7 separate regions of the Mus musculus genome follow, and regions 1, 2, 3, 4, 5 and 7 are each linked to region 6. Evidence: chromatin loops called from intact Hi-C (ENCODE). Cell type or tissue: heart. All regions are shown on one strand. Region 1 overlaps Fbn1 (fibrillin 1). Region 2 overlaps Fbn1 (fibrillin 1). Region 3 overlaps Fbn1 (fibrillin 1). Region 4 overlaps Fbn1 (fibrillin 1). Region 5 overlaps Cep152 (centrosomal protein 152). Region 6 holds the start of Fbn1 (fibrillin 1). Region 7 overlaps Cep152 (centrosomal protein 152).

The links. A loop is a pair of places that touch in the nucleus more often than their neighbours do. Peaks named below come from ENCODE experiments on the same cell type or tissue, not always from the same donor. Only the 100,000 strongest peaks of a DNase experiment are listed, where the experiment ranks them.
Region 1: it touches region 6 in a loop (2.7-fold over the local background); 3 of 42 quality-filtered maps call a loop at or near these places.
Region 2: it touches region 6 in a loop (1.9-fold over the local background); 3 of 42 quality-filtered maps call a loop at or near these places.
Region 3: it touches region 6 in a loop (2.0-fold over the local background); 2 of 42 quality-filtered maps call a loop at or near these places.
Region 4: a loop joins it to region 6, with 2.6 times the contacts of the local background. A loop is called at or near these places in 2 of 42 quality-filtered maps.
Region 5: it touches region 6 in a loop (2.6-fold over the local background); 8 of 42 quality-filtered maps call a loop at or near these places.
Region 7: a loop joins it to region 6, with 2.0 times the contacts of the local background. A loop is called at or near these places in 2 of 42 quality-filtered maps.

What each region holds. Positions count from the first base shown.
Region 1 is chr2:125,409,809-125,413,808 of GRCm38, forward strand. Fbn1 (fibrillin 1) reads right to left here. Exons shown (of 66, transcript NM_007993.2): 7 at 2,798-2,995. Among named protein-coding and RNA genes, the nearest start is that of Fbn1, 95 kb to the right of the region's middle. In heart, no CTCF peak of the experiment used is centred here; DNase peaks (open chromatin) are centred at 2,203 and 2,803; H3K27ac peaks cover 511 bases.
Region 2 is chr2:125,377,697-125,381,696 of GRCm38, forward strand. Fbn1 (fibrillin 1) reads right to left here. Exons shown (of 66, transcript NM_007993.2): 16 at 1,311-1,433; 17 at 91-243. Among named protein-coding and RNA genes, the nearest start is that of Fbn1, 130 kb to the right of the region's middle. In heart, a CTCF peak has its summit at 1,712 (motif pointing right); no DNase peak of the experiment used is centred here.
Region 3 is chr2:125,403,141-125,407,140 of GRCm38, forward strand. Fbn1 (fibrillin 1) reads right to left here. Exons shown (of 66, transcript NM_007993.2): 8 at 1-89. Among named protein-coding and RNA genes, the nearest start is that of Fbn1, 100 kb to the right of the region's middle. In heart, no CTCF peak of the experiment used is centred here; a DNase peak (open chromatin) is centred at 1,811.
Region 4 is chr2:125,353,392-125,357,391 of GRCm38, forward strand. The region is part of intron 32 of Fbn1 (fibrillin 1); the gene reads right to left. Among named protein-coding and RNA genes, the nearest start is that of Dut, 110 kb to the left of the region's middle. In heart, a CTCF peak has its summit at 2,292 (motif pointing right); DNase peaks (open chromatin) are centred at 2,020 and 2,380; H3K27ac peaks cover 463 bases.
Region 5 is chr2:125,592,372-125,596,371 of GRCm38, forward strand. It overlaps Cep152 (centrosomal protein 152), which reads right to left. Exons shown (of 28, transcript NM_001081091.1): 13 at 2,502-2,700. Among named protein-coding and RNA genes, the nearest start is that of Cep152, 31 kb to the right of the region's middle. In heart, CTCF peaks have their summits at 1,879 and 3,034 (motif pointing left); no DNase peak of the experiment used is centred here.
Region 6 is chr2:125,504,272-125,508,271 of GRCm38, forward strand. Fbn1 (fibrillin 1) reads right to left here and starts at 2,167. Exons shown (of 66, transcript NM_007993.2): 1 at 2,068-2,167; 2 at 1,169-1,518. The coding sequence starts at 1,332. In heart, a CTCF peak has its summit at 1,588; DNase peaks (open chromatin) are centred at 1,260 and 1,980; H3K4me3 peaks cover 2,891 bases; H3K27ac peaks cover 2,630 bases.
Region 7 is chr2:125,574,280-125,578,279 of GRCm38, forward strand. Cep152 (centrosomal protein 152) reads right to left here. Exons shown (of 28, transcript NM_001081091.1): 22 at 2,435-2,576. Among named protein-coding and RNA genes, the nearest start is that of Cep152, 49 kb to the right of the region's middle. In heart, no CTCF peak of the experiment used is centred here; DNase peaks (open chromatin) are centred at 2,412 and 3,592.

The DNA of each region.
Region 1 (4,000 bases), 94 kb before region 6:
GTATTGGTTTTTTTCTGTTATTATCCTTTGAAGGGCTGGATTCGTGGAGAGATAATGCGTGAATTTGGTTTTGTCGTGGAATACTTTGGTTTCTCCCTCTATGATAATTGAGAGTTTGGCTGGGTATAGTAGCCTGGGCTGCAGTTTGTGTTCTCTTAGTGTCTGTATAACATCTGTCCAGGCTCTTCTGGCTTTCATAGTCTCTGGTGAAAAATCTGGTGTAATTCTGATAGGCTTGCCTTTATATGTTACTTGACCTTTTTCCCTTACTGCTTTTAGTATTCTATCTTTATTTAGTGCATTTGATGTTCTGATTATTATGTGTCGGGGGGAATTTCTTTTCTGGTCCAGTCTATTTGGAGTTCTGTAGGCTTCTTGTATGTTCATATGCATCTCATTCTTTAGATTTGGGAAGTTTTCTTCAATAATTTTGTTGAAGATGTTTGCTGGACCTTTGAGTTGAAAATCTTCATTCTCATCCACTCCTATTATCCGTACGTTTGGTCTTCTTATTGTGTCCTGGATTTCCTGGATATTTTGAGTTAGGATCTTTTTGCATTTTCCATTTTCTTTGATTGTTGTGCCGATGTTCTCTATGGAATCTTCTGCACCTGAGATTCTCTCTTCCATCTCTTGTATTCTGTTGCTGATGCTCAAATCTATGGTTCCAGATTTCTTTCCTAGGGTTTCTATCTCTAGTGTTGCCTCGCTTTGAGTTTTCTTTATTGTGTCTACTTCCCTTTTTAGGTCTAGTATGGTTTTGTTCATTTCCATCACCTGTTTGTATGTTTTTTCCTCTTTTTCTGTAAGGATTTCTACCTGTTTGATTGTGTTTTCCTGTTTTTCTTTAAGGACTTGTAACTCTTTAGCAGTGTTCTCCTGTATTTCTTTAAGTGATTTATTAAAGTCCTTCTTGATGTCCTCTACCATCATCATGAGATATGCTTTTAAATCTAGGTCTAGGTTCTCAGGTGTGTTGGGGTTCCCTGGACTGGGCGAAGTGGGTGTGCTGGGTTCTGGTGATGGTGAGTGGTCTTGGTTCCTGTTAGTAAGATTCCTCCGTTTACCTTTCGCCATCTGGTAATCTCTGGAGTTAGTAGTTATAGTTGACTCTGTTTAGAGATTGTTCTTCTGGTGATTCTGTTACCGTCTATCAGCAGACCTGGGAGACAGATTCTCTCCTCTGAGTTTCAGTGCTCAGAGCACTCTCTGCTGGCAAGCTCTCTTACAGGGAAGGTGCGCAGATATCTTGTATTTGGACCTCCTCCTGGCCGAAGAAGAAGGCCCAAAACAGGACCTTTCTCAGACACCGTGTTGCTTTGGCAGTTCCCAGGTGGTACAGACTCTCACCTAAGCAGACTAAATTCCTAAGTTCCTTGGAGTCCCGGGACCAAGATGGCGACCGCTGCTGCTGTGGCTTAGGCCGCCTCTCCAGCGGGGTGGGCACCTGTCCTCCGGTCCGGAAGGTGGCCGGCTGTCCCCGGCCCACACAGGGTGCTGCCTCAGCGCCTCTGTGCTTCTGCCTGTTCCAGAGGCTGTCAGGTTCTCTGGCGCACCCTCTCACCTGTTCAGACTAATTTCCTAAGTTCGGCGGGTCCCGGACCAAGATGGCGACCGCTGCTGCTGTGGCTTAGGTCGCCTCCCCAGCCGGGCGGGCACCTGTCCTCCGGTCCGGAAGGTGGCCGGCTGTCCCCGGCCCACACAGGGTGCTGCCTCAGCCCCTCTGTGCTTCTGCCTGTTCCAGAGGCTGTCAGGTTCTCTGGCGCACCCTCTCACCTGTTCAGACTAATTTCCTAAGTTCGGCGGGTCCCGGACCAAGATGGCGACCAACTCTAGGATTTTAAAACAGAGTCTTTTGGCTGCTCCCGGACATTTAGAGGGGCACATCCAAGGGCACGCAGAGGAGTCGTGTCTGGAAGCCAGGCACAATCAATCTAGTGCTGCCCACCGCACACACAGATGAGAGCAACTCGAATCCTGCTGTCCTGAATCCTAATCTTTAGAATGAACACAAGGAACTGAGCCAAACTACTACCTAGTTGCCTCAGAAAAAGCATATTTTGTGAGTTTTATGAAAATACTGCAGTTGTCTAAAAAAAGCACCGCAGCCATCTAAAGGAAGCAGAGATAGCCTGCGAGTTTTCAGGCCCATCAGTTTAGAGTGGAGTGGCCTCTGCTCACTTCCTCCTCTTTCCTGCCAGACATCCAGACAATGGAAGAATTTACACAGCTGGGGGAGCAGAGGCAAAGCCAAAACCAGAATTCTAGGGGAGGGCAGAAGAGTACTAAGACAACATCTGGGGGCATTTAAAACAGTGAAGTCAGTTCTAACTTATTTCTGACTTGTTAAAAACAAACAAACAAACAAACAAACAAGCCCTAATGTAGCATGTCAAATGTCCAGAGGAGCAATTTTCTTTAGGTCAGTTAAGTGCAACCTGGAGCTCAGGCCTCTAAGAGTTTCAGATGAAGAGAAAACAACAACCACTACCTTGTTCGCTGTGTTTCTACAAGGCAGCGCCGTTAGGTACAGCGTAGCCCCAACACAGTTGCTACGCCTGAGCCAGAGCACACGGAACCACTCCTGGGCCAGAGGGGCCCGCTGGCCAGACAGACTTAGCAAACCTTCCGGACTCCAAGAATCTGGCTACTGAGGTTTCAGCTGTACCCGGAGGCAGGGGATGGGAGTTCTCAGCAGCTGAGCTGTCCCCCTCCAGCAGGGACTAAGGCATTTTCAGCAGCCCGGGCGTGGCCCTCTATTGAACAGGACTGTTCCTTGTTAATACTGCGGCTTTACCTTGACAAGCTCCAGTGCGGATGTTGGGAATGAAGCCGCGGCGGCAGGGGTGAGGCTGGGCAGGACACATCTCACAGGGGTGGCCCCAGGCTCGGCCCACGGTGGCACAGCAAAGTGTTTTGGTGCAGACAATCCCGCTGAGCTGTCCCTGGCACATCTGGTTGCTTACCACAGTAAAACATGGGCCTGTTCTGTAATCTGAAAGTAAAGAATAAGAGATTCGTCAAATCTCAGAGGAGAAAGGGCCGGCAGCTGTGCCCCATCCTGCAGGTCCAAGTTCAGACAAGAACTTCCAGCAGCTCCCACATCCTTGGCTCTGTGTAAAGTCTGAATAGACCTTTCCACCCCTAACTTCCATTTTCCTCACCTACAAAGGAGGGGAAAACATTGGTTCCTGTCCATTCAAAGATGCCCTTGTTAGGATCAGATAAATTTAGGGAAATTCCTTATAAGCCTGAATGTTGAGGGAAACACAGCATCCTGGCATTACTATCCAATCAGTTGGTCTAGAAAACACCTAGGTATCTGTATTGCACCAGACTTTCATGTACCATTGTATTTCAGTGGCATGAAATTCATGTGTCAAAGGAACATATGAACTCCATGGTCATTGCTATTGTCCATAATTGCTAAGAATGGAAGCTACCCGTGTGTCTGTCAGCTAATGAATGAACTGTGGTAGGTATGTTCCACTAAGTATTAGTCAGTCATGAAAAAGATAGAATCCCACCATTTGAAATCAGCGGGGTTTTTGATTAACGATAAATTAATTAGGGAAGCACAGAGAGGCAAGTGCCACAGCCTGTCATTCCAAGGTGGGGTTTTAAACGTTACCAGGCAGAAGTTGCGAGTAGAAAGAACAGTGGTTCCTAAAAGCAAACAGGGCGAAGGAAGGGCTGGGGAGAGGTTATCGCTGAGTACCTGTTAGTCAGCACAATGGTTGACTGCAGATAGCACTAATGGAACGTGCGTTTCCAAAGCTAGAGAAGAGTACACTGAAAGTTCTGTCAAAGAAAAATGCTAAATGAAGCAGACATGTTTAGACTGATTTAATATTTGATTCATGTGTGTGCATCTGCATGTGTGTGTGTGTGTGCGTGCTCGCGCTTTTAAGGGGACACTCTCATGCCACGGCATGCATGTAGAGGTCAGAGTTGTGGGCATCTTCCACCATGCCCATCCCTGGTCAAACCTAGGCTTGGC
Region 2 (4,000 bases), 130 kb before region 6:
ACACAGCCTTTCCTGGTAACATAGGAAAGCAAGGCCCTTGGATGGTGGCAGAAGGCTGGCAGGATGAGGCACATCCATGCTGCCACTTACCTGAATTCTGTGCAGGACACGGCTGGCAGGGTTCCCCAAAGGCATACTCAGTGCTGGCACAACAGCATTCCGATTTGGTAACAGCACCAAACAACGGCTTCACGCACTGGCCTCTCCTGTATCCTCCATAGCATGTGCTCCGCATGTGTGTGTCTAAGTGGGAGGAAGGAGCCATCGTTGGACTGTCGTTTTAAACAGATAAAAACCCCCACACTGAAGCCAACGCTGCCTTTATTTCTCCACTGCCCTGTTCTAAGCCACAGAGAACGCCTGTGTTTTCAGTGCTTGACAATGAGAAAAAAATCAAAACTAATAAAAAAAATAAACCTCCAAAAACCCATTAGGGTCCAGAGCAGTGGGGACCAATGGCCAGCGTCAACCAGTTTCCTCTGGTGATCGTAGTAGAGCAAACTGTGAGGCCCTTAAGTGCTGCGATTATTTTTCATTCATTTTTGTCTTCCTTAGGCATGCACAGAGCAGGAACTTTATAAACACTGCATGAAGGCAGGATCTTACATGGTGATAAATAAGACCTTTATTAGAAATGGGGCTTACTCAAAAATAAACAGGCAGTTATTGAATGTCTAAATTGGGTCTACTTTCCAAAAGGGAGAAAGTTTAATCTGTAAAAGGTTCATTATATAAACCTGCAGATGTTGGTCAACCGAGCTGTGTTATCTTTATCTCTAGAGGAGGAATTTCCAGCTTCACCCAATCCTCTCCTAAATCAAAGGGCTTACTGAGTATCTTTTTAAAAAATAATTTGGATAAAAGTCTTGTTATTTAACAAATCTCAAAGCCGTGAAAAACTGTCATTGCATGCTTATGAATTATCCACATTTCTGTGGCATCATTCACTTCCCTTGGACATTTAATTCTCTATTAAAATGCACACCATAAAATGGTATACATGTACAAACCAGTTCTAAAGACTTTTATCCACAAAAGAAGGTGGCAGAAAATCAAAGACAGCTATATAGTTGGGGCAGAAAAGAGAGAAGAGAAGGTGGGGCCTCCCCAGCCTCTCCTTTACTTAACATTATCTTTCTATTCCTAACATGAGTGTCCAACTTATTCAAGATGAGAAATGGATTTGTTAAATCATTGTTCACTAGAAATCACTGTATCTCACCTGCTAGGGTAAGACACATTTGTAATTGATAAGCATTGATGATTCTGGGAGTATTGATAATAAACCAGGCTGTGGCTTTTTTTCTTACCAACACACACACGTCCGTCTAGACCCACAGCCAATCCGGGGAAGCATTCGCATCTGTAGGAGCCATCCGTGTTCACACAGCGTCCGTTCATGCAGATCCCAGGTGTCTCACACTCATTGATATCTGCAGCATGAGGAAGCATTTCATTAACACCATTGAACAGTTCATTATGGTAACACTGGAACATGGATACCGTGGAAAATGATACTCTACAACCACAGTGGCATGCTAGTGGGATGCTCGCTCAGTGTTCTTCCAGAGACAGGAAAGAGAGAGGTCAGCCAAGCTTGGGACTTTTCTATTAAAAGCCATCTTAATAGAACCCTCCCGAGATAGCTGCTAGAAAATACAAGAACACAAAAGGCAAGCAGAATTGGTGTAGGGAGGAAAATGACCACTAGAAGGCAAAGGATTCTAGGCAACACATCCCACTGTAGCCATGCCTGGATCTAGCTTGATACACACTGCATCTTTGACTGTGCAGGGAAGCTTTTCCTTTCTGCAGTCAACACCCAGGTTGGCACCACTGCTAGTACCAGCCTCTCCTGAGACCTCTGGGACAATTAGCAAGAGGCAGACATTAATTAAATGCCAGAGGGAGCACTACAGAGAGAGAACGGAGAGAAATACAGGGTGACTTTGATGACATCCCTTGGTCAGTACAACACTCAACGACACTAGAAGTTTGGAAAAAATCTTTTTAAAGCACTGCTGAGTAATTTTAGTATCATATGCATATCCTTAAGTACTGTCACTGGGTTCATATTAACAATAGTAGAGAATTCCCCCATTAAGAGTAGAAAGGGTACCCAAACTGAGTTTTGAAAAAACAAGGATGCTCAGAACCAAGTCACTTTCCAACAGTTCTTTTACAATATACAATAGAGTATGCAATTATTTCCTTTCCCCTGGCCTTAAAAAGGCAAATTGAGAGTGAAGCACCTCTGTGTTTTACTTAGCTTGTGTTATTTGGCATAAAATGCATCCTGGTGGTCCAAGACTTCATGTTCAGACTGTATTAAAAACAGCAGTTATATTTAAGAATGTGAACTCAGATTGGTTCATTTGTTTCACGCATCTTTTTGGTCAAGCAGAGACCAACAGTATGACAGTGAAGACTCTATTCTAAAAAGCAGCCTGAAAGGCTTCATAGTGGAACATGAAGTCTTTCAACTGGCAGAGGCTCTGATAACAAGGCTCTCAGCCATCCTGTGTTTGTGGCTTCAGGATGACAGATGAAGAGAAAAATCTCATCCCACAGCAAGAGAAACATGACACAAGGAAAAGCAGCATATGGTGGCTCCCTTCTCCCCCTCTCCGAAGTGTGTTTATTTGAGCTCTGTACACTAGGGGAAAACGATGAGGCCAATGATACAAACTGATCTCCCTCCTCTCCCTTCCCCCTCTCTTCCTCCTTCCCTCTTCTCCCTTCCCCCTCTCTTCCTCCTTCCCTCTTCTCCCTTCCCCCTCTCTTCCTCCTTCCCTCTTCTCCTTTTCCTCCTCTCTTCTTCCTTCCCTCTCTACAAAATGCTGAGTCCAGGTGAGCAACTATCAGTTCTTCCACACGATTGAGTCAACAACACTATTTACATAAAAGACACAATTTCCATGATCACCAACGGCTTCAGAGCCTACATTCATCTTTGAGGTCATAACGTCCTCTGAAACAGCATAATTTAATGCCAAGAGGCTGCCACCTCGGTCACCACACCTCAGCTTTCCAAATAGCCCAGTAATCAGTCACGCCCTTCCCATTTCTTTCCCCCATGTACAGTATTTAATTTGCACACCCTGACACTTTATCTTACTGCAGAATGTCACAAAACTCTCTTCTCCATGTCAGCTCCTCCTGGCACAGAGTTCAATGTGTACAGAAACCATTTTCCTACTTCAAACTTTGAAAAGAGTCAACTGTTTGTTCTCTACTGAAGATGGATTTTCACAATATTACAAGCCACCAGTGTGAAGGTCACAGGGGATGCAGGTCAACAGCCAAGAGCTGGAAGCTCTTTAAAGGTTGGAGAAAGTGCACACCTTGCCAAGAACTGAAGATATACAAGGCTTTCTTCCACGGTACCTTCACCAGAGCTGGAGACTGGGGACAGTCAGCAGAGGTGCCCTGTGACTTCATCCTGCCTTTGCAGTGTCCTGGGCTACATTTCTGCAGCAGATGCTGTAAACAGAGGCTCTTGGCCACTTAGTAGACACCCTGGACTGACACTGCATATAAGGATCTGAGAAGAATGACTCCAGTTGGTATCTTGCATCTACATGTAACAGCTACTCACTCCTGACGCTATACAGCAGCGAATAGGAACAAAATTGTCTCCAGCAACTCTTGTTAGAACCCCATACAGCACAAATGGAACTTCCAAGTTTTGCTTACAATACTTGAAGCAATGAGATTATTTTAAAAGTTATCAGGCTACCCTGACTCCTGGTTTATTTTTCTGCTTTGTCCTTTATCTTCCTCTCCTCCTCCTCCTCCTCGCCCTTGACTTACATAACTTGGTAAAGCCTAAATTCATTGTTGTTTCTTATGATAGCTAGATGAACCAGGAAGGGATACAGCACCACAAATAAGTCAGCCCCCCCCCCCCCCCCGCAGGGGAAGATGGGATGAGTTGGGTGAAGGGAATGATCAAGAAGCATCATCCCCAGCTGGAAGGAAAAGGCAGAACTCAGCTTTA
Region 3 (4,000 bases), 100 kb before region 6:
AGCAGGGCATTTGCACTCAAAAGATCCAACGGTATTAATGCAATTTCCTCCTTGACACATCCCTGGGATGGCCTGACATTCATCCACATCTGTCAAATTTGGGAAGAGAGAAAGATTCGTTGAAGAAGAAAATGTAATAGTTGATCCACAATTATATCACCATGTTTATGTCAAAGGGACCCACCACAGCTTTCAGGATATGACAGCAACTGTTATAATACATTATGTAAATAACTAAGTTGTTAACATAGCTTAGTCAATAATGCTCAAGGAGAAGCCCTGTCTTACCATAGGCAGAGGAGGTCATTCTACTAAATGTGGGGCTTCATCATACACAGCCGAGTAGAATATACAATGATTAAAATGACAACTTTTACTGTGTCCTTTTCACCTTCAGATTGCCAATAATAATCAAAATTATCTAAGACATCCTTCAAAGGCAAAATGTGATGCACGTTTAAAGATAAAGATAAAGCTATCTTGAAGTGTTTCAGTCACACAAAATTTATTTGAGATGGCTGAGATTGCCATGTGACAGCTAGTGTCTTCATAATGTATTTCCCTTATACCCTCTGGAAAATCGTCTTGTGCAGGAAAAGTTCATCAGGGCCAGAAACGAGATCTGTGCTGGAGAATGTGAGGGTTCAGCGGTAGATCCACCCACAAGAACTCGTACCAGGGATGACCTTTGAAAGCTAGGATCATGTCCCTCCCCATCACCACTAATTCAGAGAAAGCCTATGACTGTTCACTAGTCTATGGCTACTGTGATAGCAACATCCAGCCCCTGGTACTCACCACCAACCATCCTAGTAATGAATGTGTTTTATTCTTCAACAACATGGGCTTCCCCGAAGCAGACTCAATCCACCACGCTCAATGCCCTTTCTAAGGACCTAGAGACTAGCCTCTGGTTCTATATATAGTCCTAAATTAACCTTTCCAACAGAAACCTCCTCCTCCTCCATGGTGTTGGCTGCCTGGATTCCATTGTGAAGACAATGTATACAAGTGTATTCTCTCAGTTTCTTCATTTGGAAAATACTGATTCAATAAAGATCCCCAACAGGAGTTAAGGATCTTTATCTTAGACTGTCTTGTAGACATAAGTGAGCACAGTACCCTCCCTAGGCCCTGATGGTATGAGAAGCAACAGAGCGAGTGACATTTCCAGGCTCTTACCCTATGCTGCTGGGAAAAGTCACCCCACAATTAAAGGAGAACCAGAGGAGAAATATTTGTTTCGGAATAGAAGTGTCACCGTTTTAATAGAATGTTCTGACCCACCAATGACTATACTAAAACAATTGTGATTATATTCTACAGCCAGTTTCATTTTTATTTTAGATCAGGGTTTTTCTGAATGTTTATTAAAACATGACTTGAAATCACAATTTTAAAGTCAGAGAGGCAACTCTAGATAGTCTTGTTGATCATGAGTTTTAGCCAATATGAAGGCAGTTCCCCATTGACCATGAACTCCCAGACTATGCCTGTACATCTGTGTCTAACAACACATTTGCCCACAGCCTGCATCTGGCCCAAGGGCTAAAAACACCAGTGAGAGGACACCCTGGCTACATATAACACTTCGAGAACCTCCTCCAGCAAAAGAAAAAAGTCCTTTTTGCAAGTGACCATATAAGCTGCTATTTTGAAGCCATGAGTTTTTGCCAAACAAATGTTTAGTCTTCCCCACCTAGGTGTTGATGGACAGTCAAGAAGGGACAGGAAGTAAATCTGGGGGAAGTCCAGACTGTACGAGAGGACTATCGAGCTGAGGAGAATCTATCTGCCTTCCCTCTCTTCTCCTTCCATGTCTCTTTCTTCTGCTGGTTCCCAGACCTCTGACCGGAAGCTCACTGACAGGAAGCTCACTGACAGGAAGTGAGGGTCTGTCTCCCTAGTCACTGCCAACAGCTCATGGCTATTAGCAACTTCAAAATACAATGACCAACAAATTCCTCAAAACTCAAGGAGACTTTCTAAGAAGGAGGGGGAAAAAAACGACATCAAAAGAGACGCCTGCTCAGATCGGTCCTTTGCAACTCTAGGATTTTATTTTTTTTTTTTTTTTTTTTTTAATTCGGTATTTAGCTCATTTACATTTCCAATGCTATACCAAAAGTCCCCCTTACCCACCCACCCCCACTCCCCTACCCACCCACTCCCCCCCTTTGGCCCTGGCATTCCCCTGTACCGGGGCACACAAAGTCTGCGTGTCCAATGGGCCTCTCTTTCCAGTGATGGCCGACTAGGCCATCTTTTGATACATATGCAGCTAGAGTCAAGAGCTCAGGGGTACTGGTTAGTTCATAATGTTGTTCCACCTATAGGGTTGAAGATCCCTTTAGCTCCTTGGGTACTTTCTCTAGCTCCTCCATTGGGAGCCCTGTGATCCATCCATTAGCTGACTGTGAGCATCCACTTCTGTGTTTGCTAGGCCCCGGCATAGTCTCACAAGAGACAGCTACATCTGGGTCCTTTCAGTAAAATCTTGCTAGTGTATGCAATGGTGTCAGCATTTGGAAGCTGATTATGGGGTGGATCCCTGGATATGGCAGTCTCTACATGGTCCATCCTTTCATCTCAGCTCCATACTTTGTTTCTGTAACTCCTTCCATGGGTGTTTTGTTCCCACTTCTAAGGAGGGGCATAGTGTCCACACTTCAGTCTTCATTTTTCTTGAGTTTCATGTGTTTAGGAAATTGTATCTTATATCGTGGGTATCCTAGGTTTTGGGCTAGTATCCACTTATCAGTGAGTACATATTGTGTGAGTTCCTTTGTGATTGTGTTACCTCACTCAGGATGATGCTCTCCAGGTCCATCCATTTGGCTAGGAATTTCATAAATTCATTCTTTTTAATAGCTGAGTAGTACTCCATTGTGTAGATGTACCACATTTTCTGTATCCATTCCTCTGTTGAGGGGCATCTGGGTTCTTTCCAGTTTCTGGCTATTATAAATAAGGCTGCTATGAACATAGTGGAGCATGTGTCCTTCTTACCAGTTGGGGCTTCTTCTGGATATATGCCCAGGAGAGGTATTGCTGGATCCTCCGGTAGTACTATGTCCAATTTTCTGAGGAACCGCCAGACTGATTTCCAGAGTGGTTGTACAAGCCTGCAATCCCACCAACAATGGAGGAGTGTTCCTCTTTCTCCACATCCTCGCCAGCATCTGCTGTCACCTGAATTTTTGATCTTAGCCATTCTCACTGGTGTGAGGTGGAATCTCAGGGTTGTTTTGATTTGCATTTCCCTGATGATTAAGGATGTTGAACATTTTTTCAGGTGCTTCTCTGCCATTCGGTATTCCTCAGGTGAGAATTCTTTGTTCAGTTCTGAGCCCCATTTTTTAAGGGGGTTATTTGATTTTCTGAGGTCCACCTTCTTGAGTTCTTTATATATGTTGGATATTAGTCCCCTATCTGATTTAGGATAGGTAAAGATCCTTTCCCAGTCTGTTGGTGGTCTTTTTGTCTTATAGACAGTGTCTTTTGCCTTGCAGAAACTTTGGAGTTTCATTAGGTCCCATTTGTCAATTCTCGATCTTACAGCACAAGCCATTGCTGTTCTGTTCAGGAATTTTTCCCCTGTGCCCATATCTTCAAGGCTTTTCCCCACTTTCTCCTCTATAAGTTTCAGTGTCTCTGGTTTTATGTGAAGTTCCTTGATCCACTTAGATTTGACCTTAGTACAAGGAGATAAGTATGGATCGATTCGCATTCTTCTACATGATAACAACCAGTTGTGCCAGCACCAATTGTTGAAAATGCTGTCTTTCTTCCACTGGATGGTTTTGGCTCCCTTGTCGAAGATCAAGTGACCATAGGTGTGTGGGTTCATTTCTGGGTCTTCAATTCTATTCCATTGGTCCACTTGTCTGTCTCTATACCAGTACCATGCAGTTTTTATCACAATTGCTCTGTAGTAAAGCTTTAGGTCAGGCATGGTGATTCCACCAGAGGTTCTTTTATCCTTGAGAAGAGTTTTTGC
Region 4 (4,000 bases), 150 kb before region 6:
AAGGCTTTGGTACCATGGCATAGGCAGCAGATGTGAGCACTCAAGCCAGGCTTGAGGATGACACCTGCTTCCTGGTCAATGAAGACCTGCCATCCTGCAAACCACCACCACAGGTATGGCTGCTCAGCTGTCGTCCCTCCCCATTATGACAGAATGTCCCTTGAAGTCACAAGTCAAAATAAATCCTCTTCCTCCTCAGTTGTTTCTATTGGGTGTTCCATCCCCACAAGAAAAGTAATGGAAGCCCGGCAGTGGTGGCGCACGCCTTTAATCCCAGCACTTGGGAGGCAGAGGCAGGCGGATTTCTGAGTTCGAGGCCAGCCTGGTCTACAAAGTGAGTTCCAGGACAGCTAGGGCTACACAGAGAAACCCTGTCTCAAAAAACAAAACAAAAAACCCCAAAACAAAACAAAACAAAACAAAAAACAAAAAGAAAAAAGAAAAGTAATGGATATAGAACTAAGACAGACTTTAAGTAGAAAGGACTAGAATTCTGTCTTGGGATTTTTAAATGTTCAGAGAAGGCAGAGATTAGACCCCACAGCCAGTAAAAGGCAAAGCTAGGGTTAGCCTGGACTTGGTTTCTCTGGCGACAGACACTTCCCTTGGGACAGGGATGTGTAACTAAGATCCTTAGTTTAGTAATTTCAGTTTTATTTTAAACTTTCTTTTAAAGACTTAAATGTTGATGCGACTCAGATAAACATCCATAAATCTCTTTTACTAAGTATAATTTCACAGTTAATCTGCAATATAATCCTCTCCAGTCTTCTCTTTATTAGCATATATTCACTGTATAAAATGGATCTGGTTATAGTTTCATACATGTATATCATGTCCTTGGACCATATTCAACCCCTAATTATCTCCTTTTTTTCTCCTTTGTCTAGTTGTCTAGTGGTCAAAGATACCACTATTTTCATATGCCTTTACCTTTTCCCTTAATCTTGCATTTAAGATGAGTACTTCTTTTGATAGAGGAATCTCCTTTAGTCACTATTACTAAGATTTAATATAAAATTAAAATCCAAGAAAATATTTTAAATTTTGCCCTGTTTTCAAGGTGAAAGAAATTCTAGTTGCAAGAGGGTGTGTGTTGTGAGCTTTGGGAGACCTGAGAACAGTGATTCAAGGGTCATAGTCAAGTCTCACGTTGTCAATACAATGGAGCATATTAGCTAGCTTCTGTTTTCAGTGAGTAAGACGCAGGTGAGAAAGAGAGCGGGTGATACAGTGCAAACACATTTCGGAGTTAACAGCGTCAGCGTGAGTATGGATGCACGTATGCGTGTGCACGCACACACACACACACACACACACACACACACACACACACACACACACAGACTCAGGCATACAACTCTTGCTAATTAACTGTTTCCATGGCAGACTTGGGCACGTGGAGGGGAAACTGAGCCATAAGGAAAACAAGCAAACAAAAGCACAGCACTGAAACGCTCTTCAATAGCATGAGGGAAACAGCACAGGTCTGCCAAGAACGTCTCTTTCTGTACAAATGTTCCCTTTTCTCCACAAGTTTGCTCCAGACAGAAAATTCATTTTTCAGAATAAGTGGAAGCCAAGCAAAGCAAAGAAATTCAAATTCAGGCTGACACTGCAACCTTCTTAACCCCACAGGTCCTCTGTCACAAAGGCTCACACAGGTCCTCTGGACATGGCCCCCCTGAAGGGTCAGGGTGAGCGGCAAGCAGACTCCGTGGCAGGACTTCGCCTACGCGCACAAATCTGCCACACAGGTCCGAGATGCATATTGAACTTCTGTAGCCTCCACAGCCACCATACAGAGAGAGAGCTTGCCACCTACAAACGCCTGTCTTTCTGCCCCTAGATAGCATCCGCCCCATGGATCCTGAGCCCGTGTGCTGGCACATAAGCAATCTCTAGAATTAGGGGCTGAGGAAGAGGGCATGACAGCTTAAATGCAAGTGCTACTTGGATTTCTTAATTTAGGTCAAAATTTGAGCCAAGACTATTAACCGAAGAGAACACCCATGGAGTTTCCACAGGCTGACAGCCAGAGCAGGAAAATTAGTGGTGATAAGAAAAGCAGGAGGAACTGCCCGGCTGCGGCATGGAATAGTAGGACTCTGAGACCAGCCAGAAACAGTTCTCATGTGAAAGGAAATCTTGCTTTTTTCAACAATTCTGATTTTTATCCACTGGTTATGTGATCATGTGATGCCAGGTAGGTTCTAAAAATTAGCTTGTGAAAGTGAAGACCCACTTGGGTGGCACCCGGCAATGACTTTATCTTCTTCCCATTACAGTTACTTAGAATGAGCAGCAGAGGTCACAGGAAAGCTGTGACCCCACCCACTTAAGCCAAAGACAGAGGATCCGCGTCCTAGGTTCCAAGCAAACACACATTCTCTCTCCATTAAATCAGACATTCCCTTCAGCAGTATCCACAGTTTGGACAAAGCTTAACAAGAAAAAAAAAATGAAATGCTTAGCATCTGTGTGGGCTGGGAATGCGAGTCAGTGGGTGGATTCTTAACGCTGCTGATGTGATTGGGAGAAGAAAACATGTTTATTTGTTAAAATGGAAACAATCAGTAATGACAAGGGAGCTGAAATATTTAGACAGAGCTGTAATAGAGCCCAGAGGGTGATTTTAGTTCTCATGAAACAAAGTCCCTCCTTAGGAAACAGCATATGTGTTCTTAATAATTGCTTCCCAGGGTACTCATTTAAAAATCTATCCAAATAAGCAGGGTGTGCATGTATGTGGTGTGTGTGCATGCGGGTGTGTACATGTATGTGTGTGTGTGTATGTGGTATGTATATGCATGTGTAAGTGTGTGCGTACATGTGTGAGCATGTGTGTGTATGTGGTGTGTGTGCATGTATGTGATGTGTGTGTGAGCATGTGTGAGTGTGTGTGCGTGTGAGTGTATGAGTGTGTGTGTGAGAGTGTGTGTGCTATGACACAGTTGCGACATTTCTTTTTGCTGTTACTTGTAGTGTGTCTTGCTTATCCACTTAGGCAAGATAAGTATCTCAGTTTACACTAGTTGTCTGGGACATTATAAACACTCCTCCTTAACGGGACCATCACCAAGGTGACCTGACGGTGCTCGAAGCTATGAGTAATACTGACTTGAAACCAGTCTGAAAGAGACCTAGTTACATGAAATAAAAAGACATTTTGGCTGATTTTTAAAAATGTGTTTTCAAGTGTGTGAGGCTTGCCAGTTCCTGTCTGTGTAAGTCATTTCCGGTCCAGTGTGATACCTTTGGCTGCTACTAACAGGGTTATTCCCAGGGGATCTTTTCTTCTCACCCTAATGCAGCCCCTCCTCCCATAGGTTACTGCAGAGTTCTTTGCCCAAGGGGGTTGTCTGGTTAAAGTCAGATGACTCTGATTTGTTTATGATCACAGACCAGTGGGAGAACCCAGAACACAATCGAGGAGTCTTCTCTTCCAGACATGAATATCATAAACTATTCTACTGTGATATTGCTCACAAAATGTGGGGCATCTTCCTACAGTGCTGGCTGGATATTGTCAAACTGAAAAGTAATTTTAAACTGCAGTTGAAAAAAATAGGAAGGTATTGGCCCTTCTGAAAACAAAACAAAACAAAACAAAAACAAAACAAAACAAAACAAAACAAAACAGAGTTTCTCTGGGTATACTTCTGTTCATTGGGCTTACTAATAGGTGACTTCTGTGCTGTCACATTGGCACTGACTCAGCCAGCCCACAATGAGTATGTCCTGTCCCCCCAGTCTTTGCATCTCTGCAGATTCAATTATAAAAAATTTCCCTTTAAAGATGGATTTCCACGCATGTGTGGCAAACAGTTATATTGAGGTCTCAGTAGACTTCACGTTGCCTCTAGGCATGTTATCTGAAATAGCAGTAAGCTCCTGTACATCATATCTATCATATCTACCTGTAATGACACAACAATAGCATAGACATAACCTGTCGTCATGGTGAAAGACCTAAAATAACCAGCTGCATGTTCACCAG
Region 5 (4,000 bases), 88 kb after region 6:
ATCAGACACAAAAAGCTTTCTGTGTTTTATGTTTAAAAAGAATTCAGTATATGGACTCTGACTGTTGGGGGTCAGTATAGTTTTCCTAAGATCTTTACATAGTCTATAATAGACACACACACAGTATGTGTGTGTGTGTGTGTGTGTGTGTGTGTGTGTGTGTGTGTCCACAGGAGGGCACCATAGTCCATGAAGCTGCCCAACAAGAGTGCTGGGAACCAAACTCAGATCCTCTGCAAAAGCAGCTGCACATCCTTGGCCGCTGAGCCACCTCTCTAACCCCACTCCAATCTTTCTTTTTTCTTTTTTTAATTTTTTATTAGGTATCTTCCTCATTTACATTTCCAATGCTATCCCAAAAGTCCCCCATACCCACCCCCCCAACTCCCCTACCCACCCACTCCCACTTTTTGGCCCTGGCGTTCCCCTGTACTGGGGCATATAAAGTTTGCAAGTCCAATGGGCCTCTCTTTGCAGTGATGGCCGACTAGGCCATCTTTTGATGCATATGCAGCTAGAAACAAGAGCTCCGGGGTACTGGTTAGTTCATAATGTTGTTCCACCTATAGGGTTGCAGATCCCTTTAGCTCCTTGGGTACTTTCTCTAGCTCCTCCATTGGGGGCCCTGTGTTCTATCCTATAGATGATGGTGAGCATCCACATCTGTATTTGTCAGGCACTGGCATAGCCTCACTCGAGACAGCTCTATCTGGGTCCTTTCAGTAAAATCTTGCTAGTGTATGCAATGGCACTACAATCTTCCTTAACCACCCAGTTGGTCAACTGGAATGAAAGGCATATCTGATCTACACCCAAACACTGCCTAACGCAGTATATGAGCAGTCTCCTGATCTCTACCATGTAGTAGCCTGGAAATACCACAAAACAATGTGCTTTGATTGTTTGTTTTGTTTGAGACAGCGTCTCACTATGTAGTTCTGGAGCAAGCTGGCCTGAAACTCAGTTTCTGCCTCTTGGCAGAAACCTGTCTCTGCCTCTCAAGCGCTGGGATTAAAGGTGTGTACCACCACAGCCAGCTTAATTTTTAATAGAAACAAATGTTTAAATGTAGATGATGCTCCAAAGTACTACAGTTATATGTGGCTCCACATAATCAAACTTTTAAATATTCATGTATGCCTCATAGTTCTATTACCAGTAAATCCCACAAAATCTTACGCATCTTTTCAAAAACAAAAATGAATAACCATTCTCTCTCTCTCTCCATAGACCTCCCAAGGCATCCCAAACATGCTTTCTAACTTTACAGACTAATTCCAAGTTCTATTATAAAGATCTGGGAAAGAAGAGTCCACGCAGTATTTGAAAGTCGATCACTCATTATATAATACAGTCCAAATTAGAATGTTTAATAAAAACAAACCAACCTTCTAGCTTCTACACTACCAGAAGATGCTATGCAGAATGCTGGGGGGTCGGAGGTGGGGGTATGGGGGTGAGAGGAAGTCAACAGTCTCACTCAGCTGGGAACGCTGGGAACTAAGATACTGATTCATATGCCAAGAGATAGATGCCCACATGTGGCACAAATGTCATGGGTGTAACCAAGTTTTCTTTTAATATCACAAAAAATTGGTCCCTCAGAACATCTCACATATTTTGACAGGATTTGTTAATGAACAGGACTCTCACATAAGAACCAGGGGATAAAAAAGCAGCAGTCAGATTAAAACTTCCTTCCTTCCTTCTGGAGAAACGGATTACACTCCCTGCATGCCTTTCAAACTTCCGCTTTCTTTTCTTAATTATCAATTCATTTCTGCATTATTTTTCTTGACAGTACAAATGTTCAGTTTGTCAAAATGAGGAAGAAAAAGGCTGCTCTCAAGCTCTGACTGCAGGAGCTTCCAGCAGTAACTCTGACCCCTATCAGTCATGAAGTGTAACTTCATTTCCTAAGAAATGTAGGAAATGTGAAACCTCAGAGCGCCACAGACTCCCCTACCTTCATTTTCCTCGAAGATGTCAGCTAAAGAGCACTGAGGTGGATATCAGACACCGGCATGGAAGCACACTCCCACAATCTCAGTGCTCAGGGCCGGAAGATTACAACCTGAAGGCTAGCCAGGATTACAGAGTAAAACCATCACTAAATCTAAAAGACACATCTCAGAAGTAAGTATCGACCAGTGCTCTCTACCTCATTTCCTCAGAGACCAACCGTTGTAAGAACAGAACAGAACAGAACGCGCTCAGGAGCAGAGCTGCTAAGGGGCCTCACAGGAGGTGCCTGACAAAAGGCGCATCCCCTCTACAAAGTCCTCCTTTCATTTGTGAACAAAGAATTTAGCCTAACTGGCATCTCATTTACTAGGTGCCTAAAACAAGCCAATAAACAGCCTATCTATCAGGTGGCTTTTTTTCCTGTAAGCTTTACATCTAAGAGTCAAATAAACCCTAAGAAACCAAAAACGTAACTTCCATCTATAAGGCGCATGTCTCAAGGGGGCTTCTTACGTGTACAGGTTGCAGGGTCTCACCTCCATGCCGCTGTCACCATCCTTGGATTGCTGGAAAGCTTCCATTGTCTCCCGGCACTCTCTGAGATCGCTCTGCAGCTGAGACACCAGATGTCGCTTCACGGAGTTGCTAGTCAGCAAGCGCTGGACTTGCGTTTTCAGCTTCAGGATAAGCTCATCCTTCGAAGGGTCTTCATCTGGGGACTCCTGCTGTGTGACCCTGATGGGGAAACTGCCCGTTTAGCATAAAAGCAAGAAACAAATCAAAGACCCATAAAGCCCTAGCCACATGTGGTCATGGTTTCTATCCCTTACAGTCACAGCATTTTGAACTTTCTTTCTGAACATTTTGTTTCTTTGTTTCCTATGCTTCATACACGCTAGGCAAGCATTCTAACACTGAGCTAAACGCTGCTAAAGGGTTTGGAACTTGGGGATTGGAGAGATAACTTGGTAATGAAGAGCATGTGCTGCTCTTTCGGAAGGCCTGGATTCAATTCTCAGTACCCACGAGGGGGCTCACAACCATCAGTAGCTCCAGGGGATCTGATGCCCTCTTCTGGCCACCAAGGTCACCAGACACTCATACAAAGCACATACAAACATACAGGCAGAACACTAATACACATAAAACAAAAATAAATAAGTTAGAACTCGGTCATACACAAGGATATCACCTTTGCAAAAGCAAGCTCACCCCCCCACACATGGCATGTTCCCCCTTGGTGGCATGCTCCCCTTGGTGGCATGCTCCCCTTGGTGGCATGCTCCCCTTGGTGGCATGCTCCCCCTTGGTCTTTCTGCCTGACACAGCTCACACTTGTGATTTTTGGTATGTGTCATACTAATATTGAGCAAGGTGATACAGATATTAGGAAGAAAAAAGTAGCAACATCAGCTATCCTAACCAGCAACTGCTCTTCTCTCTTCCAGCTGACCGACCCAAGAGCCTGGGTGGACCCCGGCAACCTCCAGAAAACTGAAACAAAACCAAGCTTCTCTAGACTCCGCGTTCTCCTCTCTCCTTGTCCATTGCCTTTCTCTGCAGTAGTAAGCACTGGACCTAGTGGCCTGTGCATGCTACCCAGGTGCTCTCCTGCTGAGCTGGGTCCCAGTCTCGAAACTCAACTCTAGTTTCAATAAACTTAAGGCTTAGAATAAGATTCTAATTTTTTTAAAGTCATTTTATTAGTGTGTGTGTGTGTGTGTGTGTGTGTGTGTGTGTGTGATATGATAAGACCTCTGCCCTTATAAACTCTTAGCAGCTATGGCTGCCTGAAAAGACCTGCACAACCCAGCCACAAAGCCTTCGACCTACAGTTTGTCCTGCCTGCAGAGTATCTTAGGAGTGGAGCCTAGCATTATCATCAGAGAGACCAGAGAGACTCCATCTAGCAACTGATGTGAGCAGATGCTGTCCCATAGCCAAACATTAGGCAGAATTGGGGGGGGGGGGGGTCCTGCGGAGTGGGAGGAAGGATTGAAGGAACTAGAAGGGTCAGAAACACTGCAAGAACATG
Region 6 (4,000 bases):
CCCAGAGTGAAAGATCTCCCTCGCTCTCTCTCTCTCTCCCTCTCTCTCCCCCTCCATATATATATATATATATATATATATATATATATATATATATATGCATTTATATTGGCATATATATGAGCAATGCCATCACAATAGATACTAAGATGATCTTGTGCAGCAGAAATAGATTTTTGAAAGAAAGATGCTGAACCAAACAAAGGCCTCTTGAGAACATTAAAATCAATTTTCCACCCATTTACTGAACTCTTATCAAGTCAGGAAAAATGCACCCCTAGAATGACAAGAAACTTCAGCATGTGCACTCGCTTGAATCATTGAGCAGGCTCTTCCAAAGGACAGAACTGTGGCCGTTTATTTCTATCTTACCACTTCTAATAGAGACTCCAACTTAATCTCAGAGATTGTCCTTTTTAAACGATTAAAAACTCTTAGGGGAATTATTTCCATCTCCTTCAGCTCCGGAAACTGCCAAGCCTTAGACAGCCAACCTGACCGATTTAAGTCATCCCAGCTGCAACACTAGGGCATGGGAAGCTGATAGTACAGGGCTTTCCAAGAAGATACCGCATGAACACCCATTTAGAGCCAGCCACAGCTGCATGCAGAGCTCACGCAGGCCGGACACTAGTGTTCAAAACCCTCTGCCTTACAAACTTCCAGGGTAGGTGTCTGAACGCGAGTGTACAGCTCTGGTTTTCATGAGAATGACTTAAAGGAAGGACCATCTCCTGACCACGCATCTCATCTCAGTCTCTGGATTCTTCCCTTTCAGCGATGCCTCCCAAATAGCTGATGCCCACACGGGAAAAGCACTTCTCCCTGCAACTGGAATTGGTAAGCAGCAGAAGCAGTGGGCTTCTCCCTTTCTCTGGGTTTCAGCTCCTCCCCTTCTTCCACAAGGAACCATTCTCGCCTCCCCAAATCTGCTTCAACAATGGCCCAGGATTCCCTCCAGCCAGGACTTCTCCTCTGGGCCAGGAACAAGGCGAGTTATCTGAACAAGAGTTGATGACCGAGTAACTTTGGCACTTCCAGGCTGTCTCCCGGGGATCTCACCCAGGGTCCTCTACGGGCCAGAACCTGCCCTGTCAGTTGCTGTGGATCTTAAAGTCCCAAGAAGGGCGAGGGGAGGCACACCGAAGCAGCTGGGAGCTTCCCTTACCCTTTCAGCGCATCGTGTCCTCCGCCGCCTCTTCTCTTGGCCCGATTGGCTCTGGTCTCCTTCAGGCTCCCAGCCTCCAAATTGGCGTCCGCCCCATGGCTCGTGTAGGACTCGAGGAGCAGGGCGAACGCCAGCGCGACCTCCAGCAGCCCTCCTCGCCGCATGGTGCCGCCGGCCGCCACTCGCTCCGCCGCCGCCGCCGCCGCCGCCGCCGCGCCTTCCAGCGGCCCGAGTCTCCGGGGTCCCGCTGTCTCACTGTCCGGCTGTCCTGATGCAGAGAGGTCCCCGGCCTGGGTCCTACAGCTTTCTTCTCCAGGGACTGCTCCCACTTCGGGTAGTCCCTGCCTGTCCTGCAACACAGACAAGTCCCCAAGGCGGGGAGGTGAGACACTCAGGGCTCCGGGATGCTGAAAGCTCGCAGTCCCCGGTGCCGAGCCCAGACCGCGCGCCGCCTGCGCGTGGCGCAGTTACTCGGAGGAACGAGGACCACTCGATCCCAACTAGCTGCAGAGCCAGAACCCGGCGACTGGCATCCGCGGACCCTGTGGCCTCGCGGCGCCAAGTACCGTGTCCCTAGGGAGCCCAGGCGTCCCGCGAGCGGACTGCCTACACGGTCTTAATGGCACTGATTGCGCGCGGTGACGGCTGACGCCCCAGCTCTCCAAAAAGGGTCCTCTCCGCCCACATACCGGGTCATGGCCAACCCCGCCAGTCCCCTGCATCCGACGTGGAGCAGGGCACTGCAGTCCCGGATCTTGCAGCTGTCAGGCAGAGAGGGCCAGCTGCAGATGCTCGAGACATCCCCTCACCCTGCCCGGCCTCCTGCCCTGGATGCCGCGCAAACGGCCCTCCAGCCACCCGCCTGCCGCCCGACCCTGGCGGGACCCCATGAGACCCACTGGACTAGCGGCTCGGACTCTCAGGCGGCGGTGGCTGCTCTGCTCCGCAGCTGTCCCAGCTGTGGCCGCCTGTGGCACCCACAGTCTCTGCCCCAACTCTGCGGCCCCCTCCTTTCCCACCTCTTCAAGTATCGTCCGCGCAGCGGTTTCTCGCGAGAGAAATACTTTTTTAAAAAAAAGAAAGAAAGAAAAAGAAAATGACACCCTCCCCACCTCCCCCCATCACCACCCCACCCCCGGCCCCATCTATCCTCCCTTTCCACTCCCCTCTGCCAGCCACCGCCCGGACCCGGGCCTCCCTCATTCGCAGGATCAGTGCCCTGGGAGGAGGCGGAGGTGATCCAGTCCTGCCTGGCCTGGGATATTCCGTCCCAGGGTGGGGAAGAGAGGGAATGGGAAGAGGTGGAGTAGCGGTTTAGACCGATCTGCCTGCGGCTGAGAGGTCCAGACCCGAGATTCCCGCGATCAGAAGCACGGAGAGCTGGGCCACCTGCGCGGAGAACGCATGCTGGACACCTTGGCCAACGAGGCCCAGGAGGCCCTGGCTGGAAAGGGGCTCTGTGGCAGTGGCCCTCGCTTCTCAGCCCAGTCTTCTGCTGTCTGGCTGGGAGGAGAAATTGTAGGCTCCGAGGCTCAGGCAGGGCTTGTGGTGAGGCCACCACCACTGAGCCAGCCAACAGGTTAGCGGCGGCGAAAGGGGCATGCCAGTGTCAGGAGCCCGCTGGAGGAGCAATTCTCCCGAGGCTCAGGTCAAGCTACTCACCTAGGCTAAATGAAGAGGCTGCGAAAGTCTCAGTCTGTGATGTGGGGGCCTGTGATTTGGGTTTCAGACAATCCTCCCGCCCAACTCTCAGTTAGGAATGGGGTTTCCTAAAATAACCCTATTTTCACATGTGTACACACTATACAGAGAGCACATACACACACATGCATGGGATTGGGGTGGGGTGGGGGTGTCTGAAATCCACATCGGGCTCGACCGCAGGGACCAGGGACTCCAGTCACCAACTGTCACTTTCCACACAGTTACCCTAAGAATGCACGCATCTTGTTGACCCGGATTTTTCTTGTTTTCAACATCTTGTGCCCGGATATGAGATTATAGAGATCGAGGCATGTTATCAACTCCATCTTCTTTTCAAAATGGACCACGCCTCATGATAATGGACTCACTGCACTGCTTCGATACCTGAATAGGAAGACTTAAACACTGATTTAAATTCATAATTATTTAAATATATTATCTAGTTTAATTGAGGTCTTACTTTCAAAAAAAAATCCTCTTAACAGATCCATGAACTGGAGATTCCGTCCTACATCTTCAGGTGAGAAAAGAGGTATTCATTCGAGGGCCAGGAGATGGCTCTGAGCAAATAAAGCACCAAGCCTGGTAACGTGCGTTCTAGCACCAGGAACTACCTGGCAGAAGGAAGGAAAGACTCCTGAATGTGTCCTCTGACCAACGTACTCGGCATACGCATGCGCACAAGTGAGCACATATACTCCAAATGTCGTCAAATAAAGAACCATTCATTGAAGAAGTAGCTATTGAACACTTGTGCCACCTGGCCCACGGATGAATCAGAATCACTTGCAAGTAAGCCAGGAGTTTCAGTCCCTTTGCACAGCAGGTGATCGACAGGGAAGGCAAGCTTGAAACAAATAGTAGCTCATATGTTACATGCCAACAAACACGGGGCACTGCTTAGATGATGTATGTGACCATGACTAGACATAGGCTAGGGCCAATAGAGGAGGCTTCCCTGATAAAGTATCATTGAACCCTTTTAAGGCACCATGGCGACTTAGAAAGAGCAAAAGTTCTTAACTATAGATACACAGTAAGTTCTAGGAACTTAAAAAGAAATAGGCAAGGACCCAGTTTTTTAAAGTCTGTGGTGGACATTGACATGGCTATTTTTCAAAGATCCCC
Region 7 (4,000 bases), 70 kb after region 6:
GCTTATCAAATGATGAGTTCCTGGCTGTTAGCTTGCCTACTTACCTACATGCTATTTATGGTCTTGGTATGTATCAAAATATTTCACCATCAGTTAAAATTACTTAAGAATAATAAGATTAGGAAAGTGTATCCAAATCTAAGATCCCCTGTGGTAACTTCTGGAAGTAGTACTATAAAGGACTTTGCAGGGCTTTCCTAATGTGACTCTGCAGTTTAGCACACTGGCTGTTCCTCCAGAGGGCATGGGCTTGATTCCCAGCACCTATATGGGGCTCACAACTGTCTGGAACTCCAGTTCCAGGAGATCTGATGCCCTCTTCTGGCTTCTGTGGTAGACAGATGGAAAAGCAGGCAAAATACTCACACATATAAATTTAAAAATTTTTAAATGTAAAAGATGTTATTTGAAAACGTTAAAATCTTACTGCATCAAATGTTTACGCATTACCCTGAACTTTGCTATGCGTTAGAAGCAGATAGAGCAGCATCACTCCTGTCCTAAATTCTGCACAACTAAAACAACCGTCAAAAATCTATCAGAAAGACTGCCATGATAAAACGCTGGCAGGATGGCCCCGTAGTGAAGCACTTGCTGCACATGCCTGACTACCTGAGTTTCATCCCCGGACACCATGGAAGGAGAGCAGACTATAAAGGTGTCCTTTGACCTCCACTCGCACTACGGTCCATGTGTCCCTACCCTACCACTGCATGTACATATGCACACATATACACGGCAAACATAAAAATATAAAAGGAGAAACAATGGGGGAAATGGGATAAATGGGGAGGAAGAGAGGGACAATACAGAAGGGAGAATGGATAAATAACAATAAAATACTAAAGGTGTTTGAAATAACCATAAGGAATCATATTGTATATTTACCTAATACTATAAACATGTATGTATGCACACACACATAGCCACACACACACATACTCATACGTATCACAGACATATACACAATATAAGTGAAGTTATGATACACGGGGAGATAATGACCTCCCACAAGTCATAGATCTATCAAAAGCCCAGTACCAGGCAGAAGAAATCTTCTTTTGAGTTTTAGTTGTCAAGTTAGTCCAAGAGACTCCCAAAACAATACAGCTACTTACACTGCCCTTGGCTTCCTCCCCAAAGTTGAAGGTAAGTCCCTGATGCTGAAGACAACACACACTCTGGGGATTTGAGCTGGATCCAAACTGCAAGTCTCCTCCCTGAAAACTAGCTTTCTTAGTACCAGATGTTGATACACAAGCTGTCAAGGGAGGACAGCAGTCAAACCTCCTACCCAGCTCATCCTACAAACCACAATACTGAGCAACATGGTGAGATATTCCTAAAAGTGCAACAGCGCGCTACAATGTGGCAGTAAGGAAGAGCTCTGGAACTGGACCTGAGGCCCACTCAGCAGGAGGAAGCCATGCCCGGTGCTGTAACCTAGCCAACCACTGTGACTAGTGAGGTCGTGGATCTTAGAAAATCTACCACTACCACTTTCCTAAGCCAGGATAATTACTAACCGGTAAATGCCCATCCTTACATCCACAGATAAATGAAGCTCTTGCCTCTCCTCAAAGAATATCCTTTTGTAGAAGCCACAACTGCTCAAAACGCAGAGAACAGCTGCTTGTGGGGCACCCATTTCTAAATGATTCATCTGCAACACAGCTCCCACGGCTCAGGGAACATCACAGAAATGGGGAAGTCTGCTGAAAGATTATGTTTTCTAGATATGACAGGGAAGCTACACTAAGGAAATCTCCACAAGGCCTGAACATTACAATACCAGGTGACATACCAAAGTAGATAAGGTATGCCTCACAGGGCCCCACACCTAACCAAGAACTGTAGGCCACTAAGGAATGCAAAAGAGAGGAAGGGAAGGAGAAAGGGGTGGGGGAGGGAGGGAGAAAGAGAATGAATAAATTGGTCTTTCCCAGGAATGAGTGCTTTGACTATCCAATACTAAATGGTCTGCTCTTAAGTCAAATACACATCAGCAACACTAAATAGACTCAACAGGTTCCATTTATCTATTAGTTCACACACACACACACAAACACACACACACACACACACACACACACACATGTGCGCGCCAATAATAATAAAGTAAAAGGAAGGAGGGAATGAAGGGAGGTGCGGGAGAAGCTAAATGGTGTAACTGTATTTTAATTAAGAAAGAGAGAAACACTGAAGTAAACTGAAGTGAGCTGAATGCACACTCCCCAGTATTTACTATAGCAGTTCTCGGATGTAAAGCTCTGCTCCTCAACAGCTCGGACCGGCTGACTGGTTATGCAACGCTCTCTCTTCACTTTGTAAGAATCATTGTTGAATGGAAGGAAGCACATCAGGCTGGAAGAGGGTCTAAGTGAGCCCTGCCCCTGAATAAAACTGTAATCTAGACAGGAAACAAAATCAGTACCAGTTTCTGCTTCTGCTTTCAGCCAGGCCGAGGACTGAGCACAGCGTACAGAGGTGGAGTCAGGAAGGGGCACTGGGACCGCAGAGTCTCCTTCGCTACTGGTCCAGCTGACAGTGTCTGCAGAGCTCTTGACCACCTTTCTCTGAAATAAATTGTCTTCATACTTAATGCCTGGGGAAATAGCTACAAATAGTTGTTTAAAATCCCAACATTAAAGAATAAAGACATAGAATTCCAATATTAAAAATACAAAAAGAAAGCACTGCCTGTTAACAACCTTGCTTGAATGCCAGCAGTAACTAGGAGACATCTCTCTTATGAATAGCATCCTATGTGCCAATGCTCGGGCCTCCCTGTCTGGCTATACCACAAGACAGGAGACAGTGAATGGTATCAGAATCAATCCTGAAAATCTAGCACACTTTCACTAGTCACTGTGATATAAATATTTTACTTCCTAACATATTCAAAATAAGTACTTTAACATATTCTGTTCCTAGGTAGGAAAGACCACTTGGATGCCAGATTACAGACAGATGATGCTTACAGAAGTGAACCTATGGCACAAGCCCGTTCCTCGCTAGTACTGAAGGCTCTCCGTGCCCATCACTCACAGGTATTATACTAAGTTAAATGGTTATTAAAGCGCCAGTTCCAGATTTCAGACACCTAATAACTACCAAAGAAAAAGAACATGTGGGGTCACTATCTATCTTTCATTTGTCTCTGGAGGGGGACAGAAAGCACTGCCTCAAGTTTGCTTGAAATTCTCCCAAGAATATTTCCTTTTTCTTCTATCTATTAAGAACTATTTTATTAGTATCGTCTGATAAAATATTTTCTTAAAAATTGTCTTTCTCATTTCCTGCATCCTTTCCATCTTAGCAGGCTTTTTTTTTTTTTTTTTTTTTTGGTCCACTTAATTTCCATGAGCAATTCTAAATCCTGTGGGTTTAATAAGCTATAAATCAGTCTTTTGTATTTATGGAAAGTATATTGCAAAGGTGGAATCATTGACTGGCACTCAGTGTCCTGAGCTGTATTGGCTTCAAGAAGCAAATCACGTACTGCTTCTATGACAAACTGGAGATTAGGCGTTTCAAGTCATCTTCCTCAGGAATGGAATTTGACCCACCCAAGGACAGCTGTGAACATCTAAACTCTTAGCTGATTGTCTCATGTCCACAGCCACGAGCCAGATAGGTCACACAGATGAGCTCCCACTGCTTGTGCAATTCGAAGCCCTGAAAGAGCTCCAGATGAATTTTGCATTGACAGAAAATGAGAAGGCCTTGAAAATTTGCATTTTCACTATAGGAAAAGTCAAATTCCTGAGCATCTAAATAAGAATGTAATAAACATCTAGAATAACCACGAGCCAGTGAGGGTGGTGTTCCTTTTTACTTTTAAAGGCTCCTTGAGTCTTTTTTAAAACATTGGCATGATTCCTTCATCACCTCTACTCCTAAAACTGCTATTTTTCTTATTTTAATTCTTTGCCCCCAATATTCTCAATGAAGTATTAAGCAATGCTCTTGGGACGTGATCTCGCCAGTCATTTTTATT